Linked DNA regions of Homo sapiens: region 2 is linked to region 1. Evidence: read pairs that join two places in POLR2A ChIA-PET (ENCODE). Cell type or tissue: Panc1. All regions are shown on one strand. Links, peaks and the distances in the headings refer to the core of each region. The heading gives the core; the rest is flanking DNA. Region 1 has its middle 4.3 kb from the start of ZBTB8B. Region 2 holds the start of LOC124903952 (a long non-coding RNA gene).

Region 1 (2,813 bases), core at 125-2,624:
TATGATCTCTAGATCTGTTGTGGTCTGCTGTGGGACTTACTCTCGCCACCAAGACCAGCACAACCTTTAGTGTTAGATGCTCTGAACTTCAGTATATTTTTCAAGGTTCAGTTAAAACCAACCTGGCTAGTTTAAGCAAAAAGCAACCTGGCTAGTTTAAACAGAAAAGAATTCATATAAGGAATTAAGTAATACAAATTATCAGGGAGGCTAGAGAATGACTCTGCAGGGATGACTCCAAACTGTCCCAACAGGGTAGCTACCCATTTTTGCTGCAATCAGGAAGGTAAGAAATCAGGACATCACCACTGTACCTGTTAAGCTCAACAACACACTGTTGTGGCTGTGATTAAGGGATTGGAAGTCACCATCACTATTGCTGCCCCTGAAACAGGCTCTCGACCCCTACATGGCTAGTGACTGGACCCTGCAACCCTGCTGCAGACACACCTCATACCTTTGCTGCCACACTTCAGCAGCAAGCAGCAGGCGGGTGGCCTCCACTTCATTTCCAAATCCTGGCCATGACATTTTAACTCTCCAGATTCTGCAGCATAGGAAGGGACACTAGAAGGAGATGGGAATGGATGCTGACTGCTAATCGACAGTACCCAGCAGCATGAATGGCACAGCAATGTGTCACTGAATCTAAAACTTAGGACCTCCAGAGCAAAAAATAGAGAATTAAAAATTGCTGGCTGGGTGCAGTGGCTTACGCCTATAATCCCAGCACTAGGAGAACGAGGCAGGTGGATCACCTGAGGTCAGTAGTTCGAGACTAGCCTGACCAACATCGCAAAACCACCCCCCACTAAAAATACAAAAATTAGGCTAGGCGCAGTGGCTCACGCTTGCAATCCCAGCACTTTGGGAGACCAAGGAAGGTGGATCACCTGAGGTCAGGAGTTTGAGACCAGCCTGGCCAACATGAAACGCCTCTCTAATAAAAATACAAAAAAATTAGCCAGGCATGGTAGCACGCACTTGTAGTCCCAGCTATTCGGGAGGCTGAGGCACGAGAATCGCTTGAACCCAGGAGGCAGAGGTTACAGTGAGCAGAGATGCTGCCACTGCACTCCACCCTGGGCAACAGAGCAAGACTCCATCTCAAAATAATAAGTAAATAAAAATAAAAATACAAAAATTAGCTGGGTGTGGTAGCATACGACTGTAATCCCAGCTACTTGGGAGGCTGAAGCATGAGAATCAACTTGAGCCTGGGAGGTGGAGGTTACAGTGAGCTGAGATGGCACCACTGCACTCCAGCCTGGGTGACAAAGCAAGACTCTGTCAAAAAAAAAAAAAAAATTCCTAAGGGATGACTTCCTGGAAAACAAGCAACCCTATCTTCCCAAAGGGAAATGAGAAAGCATCGCAGCAGGCACTATTTGTTTCCCTTGCCTCTTCCTTAATTGTTTTGATTTAAGATATCATAGAATATTTGGAGCTGTTTATTAGTTTCTACAATGCCAGAGTAATTGATTGAAGTATCAGGGTATAACCCCTTCTCTGGTAACTGACACATTTTTGAGTACTGACTGATGTTGGGAGACAGCTTCTGTCAAGAAGTTGACCTTCTGGAATGCTACAAAGGATACGTTCATGAAAACCTCTAGTGGTTAGGGACAAATTGTGAATACCCACAGGGTGACTTTTGCACTATAAGAAAGCAAAAATCAGGCTGGGTGCAATGGCTCACACCTGTAATCCTAGTACTTTGAGAGGCTGAGGCAGGCAGTTCACTTGAGGTCGGGAGTTCGAGGCCACCCTGGCCAACAGGGTGAAACCCCATCTCTACTAAAAATACAAAAAAAAAAAAAAAAAAAAAAGCCAGGTGTGGTGGTGCATGTCTGTAATCCCAGCTACTCAGGAGGCTGAGGCAGGAGAATTGCTTGAACCTGGGAGACAGAGGTTGCAGTAAGCTGGGATCATGCCACTGCACTCCAGCCTTGGTGACAGAGTGAGATCCTGTCTCAAAAAAAAATAAATAAATAAAAATTAAAAAGCAAAAACCAAGCTCCCTACCCCTAACACCAGGACATGTTCTGGCCTGACAGTGCCCTGTAGAAGCACTTGCTCTAACTAGGTAAAGCAACAGTGTTATGATGCCAGCAGGCTCCAAGTTCCTAATGGTACAAGTACTTGACCCAGGATAGGATGCTATTGACTTATTTCTCACCAAACCACAACTGTCCTCCCACTAATATATGCACAGAGCCAAGAGCTGTGCTTGAGTAGGATGGGGAGCATGGGCCCATTCATGGCAATGCTTTGTATGAAAACATAGCAGGAGAGTGATATGATTTGGCTGTGTGTCCTCACCCAAATTTCATGTTGAATTGTAGCTCCCATAACCCCCATGTGTTGTGAGAGGAACCCAGTGGGAGGTAATTGAATCATGGGAGCAGGGTGCTGTTCTCATGATAGTGAATAAGTCTCAGGAGATCTGATGGTTTTATAAAGGGCAGTTCCCCTGCACAGACCCTCTTGCCTCCCAGCATGTAAGACATGCCTTTGCTCCTCCTTCACCTTCCACCACGATTATGAGGCCTCCCCAGTCATGTGGAACTGTAAGTTCACTAAACCTCTTCTTTAAAATTACCCAGTCTTGGGTATGTCTTTATTAGCAGCGTGAGAACAGACTAATACAGAGAGAAATGAGTATTGCGGGAACCCGCCCCCAATATTTCAACGTAGGTTCTTTCTATTTTCCCTAAGTGTCGGCTCATCTGAGAAATAAAGAGAAAGAGTACAAAGAGAGGAATTTTACAGCTGGGCCTCCAGGGGTAACATCACCTATCAGTAGGTCTGTG
Region 2 (2,813 bases), core at 222-2,721, 90 kb before region 1:
TAGCTGGGATTACCGGCACACACCATCACGCCTGGCTAATATTTTTGTATTTTTAGTAGAGACGGAGTTTTTCCGTGTTGGCCAGACTGGTCTCGAAATCCTGACCGACCTCAGGCAATCTTCCTGCCTGGGCCTCCCAAAGTGCTGAGATTACAGGCGTGAGCCACCACGCCTGGCCATTTGGTTTATTTTTTGAGACAGTCTCACTTTGTCACTCAGGCTAGAGTGCAGTGGCACAATCACGGCTCACTGCAGCCTTGATCTCCCAGGCTTAAGTGATTCTCCCTCTTCAGTCTACCAAGTAGTTGGGACTACAAGTACCCACCACCAAGCTTGGCTAATTTTTGTATTTTTTAGAAAGATGAGGTTTCGTCATGTTGCCCAGGCTGGTCTCAAACTCCCGGGCTCAAGCGATCCCCCCACTTCGGCCTCCAAAAGTGCTGAAATTATAGGCATGAGCCACTGTCCCTGGACCAAACATACTTTTTAACTTTGACAAGAAAATAAACTTAAGACAACACTATTCAAAGGCAGGCCAGCAGATGATACCAAGATAGTAAGTCCTATTGCTCTTTTCCTCCAAATGTCATCAATGTGTTTTAGAAGAAAACTGAACAGAATAGCTTTAAAAATTCAACATATCTTGAAAAAAAAAGAAAGTACAGGTAAGTATAAAGAAGAGGAGCTGGGCCCAGTGGCTCATGCCTGTAATCCCAGCATTTCAGGAGGCAGAAGCAAGAAGGTCACCTGAAGCCAGGAATTCCAGACCAGCGTAGGGAACATAGTGAGACCTATCTCTAAATAAATAAATACGAAAACAAACTGAAATAACTTTTTATTTTTTTTTAGATGGAGTTTCGCTCTTGTTGCCCAGGCTGAAGTGCAATGGTATGATCTTGGCTCACCACAAACTCTGCCTCCCGGGTTCAAGTGATCCTGCCTCAGCCTGCCGAGTAGCGGGATTACAGGTATGCACCACCACACCCGGCTCATTTTGTATTTTTAGTAGAGATGGTATTTCTCCATGTTAGTCAGGCGGTCTCAAACTCCCAACCTCAGGTGAACCACCCGCCTCAGCCTCCCAAATTGCTGGGATTACAGGCATGAGCCACCATACCCAGCACTTTTTTTTTTGAGAGAGAGTCTCACTCTGTCACTCAGGCTGGAATGCAGTGGTGTGACCATGGCTCATTATGGCCCTGACCTCTCAGGCTCAAGTGATCCTCCAGCCTTAGCCTTCTGAGTAGCTGAGACTAGAGGTTTACCAGGCTAAATTTTGTATTTTTGTAGAGACAGGGTTTTTCCATGTTGCCCAGGCTGGTCTTGAAATCCTAGGCTCAAGTGATCCTCCCACCTTGTTGGAATAATAGGCATGAGCCACTGTGCCTGGCCCAAAATTAATAATTTTTGAGAACAACCCGTTGCCACACTAAAAGCTCATCTGTCACCTAGCCCTAATGAGTTAGAAGGGCATTCAGAGAATGGCATTTACTTGGATTGCTTCACTGCTTCAACACTGCCACTTAAGGGCATATTAACTACTGTCCAGCGTACTGGGTGTGTACGGTGGTAATTTGTGGCTTTTTTTTTTTTTTTTTGAGACGGAGTCTCGCTCCTGTTGCCCCGGCTGGAGTGCAATGGCGCGATCTTGGCTCACTGCAACCTCCGCCTCCCGGGTTCAAGCGATTCTCCTGCCTCAGCCTCCCAAGTAGCTGGGACTGCAGGAGCCTGCCACCACACCCGCCTAATTTTTGTATTTTTAGTAGAGGCGGGGTTTCACCATATTGGCCAAGCTGGTCTCGAACTCCTGACCTTGTGATCCGCCTGCCTCGGCCTCCCAAAGTGCTGGGATTACAGGCGTGACCCAACACGCCTGGCCTAATTTGTGGCTTTTTAAGAGAACTGATCTCTTTTTCCTTTTTCTTTTTGTTTTTGCTACAGGGTCTCATTCTCACCTAGGCTGGAGTACAGTGGCACGATCTTGGCTCACTGCAACCTCTGCCTCCCAGGTTCAAGGGAGCTGATGCTTGCACATCAGCCTTCCGAGGAGCTGGGACCACAGACGTGTACCACCACACCTGGCTATTTTTTTTGTATTTTTTGTAGAGATGGGGTCTCACCACGTTGCCCAGGGTGGTCTCGAACTCCTGGACTCAAGCAATCCACCCACCACCTTGGCCTCCCAAAGTGTTGGGATTACAGGTGTGAGCCACTGCACCTGGCCAAAAGAACTGATTTCTGAGCATGGTCTGTGCCCTAAACAATTTTTACATGCTGATGGAATGCTATTTTTTTCAGATGACACCAAGTTCCACTCTAGCAGATATTAGAGTTGATCTGTGGATGGACACTCAGGATCCTTTTTTTAAAGGGTCTCGATATATTGCCCAGGCTGGTCTTGAACTCCTGGGCTCAAGAGATCCGCCCACCTCGGCCTCCCAAAGTGCTAAGATTACAGGCATGAGCCACCACGACCGGCATCAACATCCTTTCCTAACTTCCTTCTGGAAACTAAAAAGTACATTTCCCAGACTCCTTTACAATTCAGTTTCCCCATGTGAAATGTGGCCTATCAATGAGATGTTCTGTGAGATCCGGAAGGCAGAAATGAGGTGGGAACCATCTTTCTTCTGTTTTGGCTGTTAATGCTGGCAAGCACATTTATGGAAACATTGTATTTTTTTCTCATAGCAGCATTCCAGTGTCAAAAGCTTCATGATTGTCAAAAGACAAACATGGTGAAGACAGGAGTCACTATTTGGTAGGAGTTCAGGGGAAGTTCAGGGGTAGCAGGGTTGTTTCCTTTTATTTAT

The links. ChIA-PET counts read pairs that join two places held together with the same protein. Peaks named below come from ENCODE experiments on the same cell type or tissue, not always from the same donor. Only the 100,000 strongest peaks of a DNase experiment are listed, where the experiment ranks them.
Region 2: POLR2A ChIA-PET joins it to region 1 with 12 read pairs; 3 of 35 experiments call an interaction of 5 or more read pairs at or near these places.

Annotation. Positions count from the first base shown.
Region 1 is chr1:32,459,327-32,462,139 of GRCh38, reverse strand. No RefSeq gene overlaps it. Among named protein-coding and RNA genes, the nearest start is that of ZBTB8B, 4.3 kb to the left of the region's middle. In Panc1, for the core only: no CTCF peak of the experiment used is centred there; no DNase peak of the experiment used is centred there.
Region 2 is chr1:32,549,743-32,552,555 of GRCh38, reverse strand. All of the region lies in intron 1 of ZBTB8A (zinc finger and BTB domain containing 8A), which reads right to left. It overlaps LOC124903952 (a long non-coding RNA gene), which reads left to right and starts at 930. Exons shown (of 2, transcript XR_007065669.1): 1 at 930-968. RefSeq lists a silencer at 2,562-2,762. In Panc1, for the core only: no CTCF peak of the experiment used is centred there; no DNase peak of the experiment used is centred there.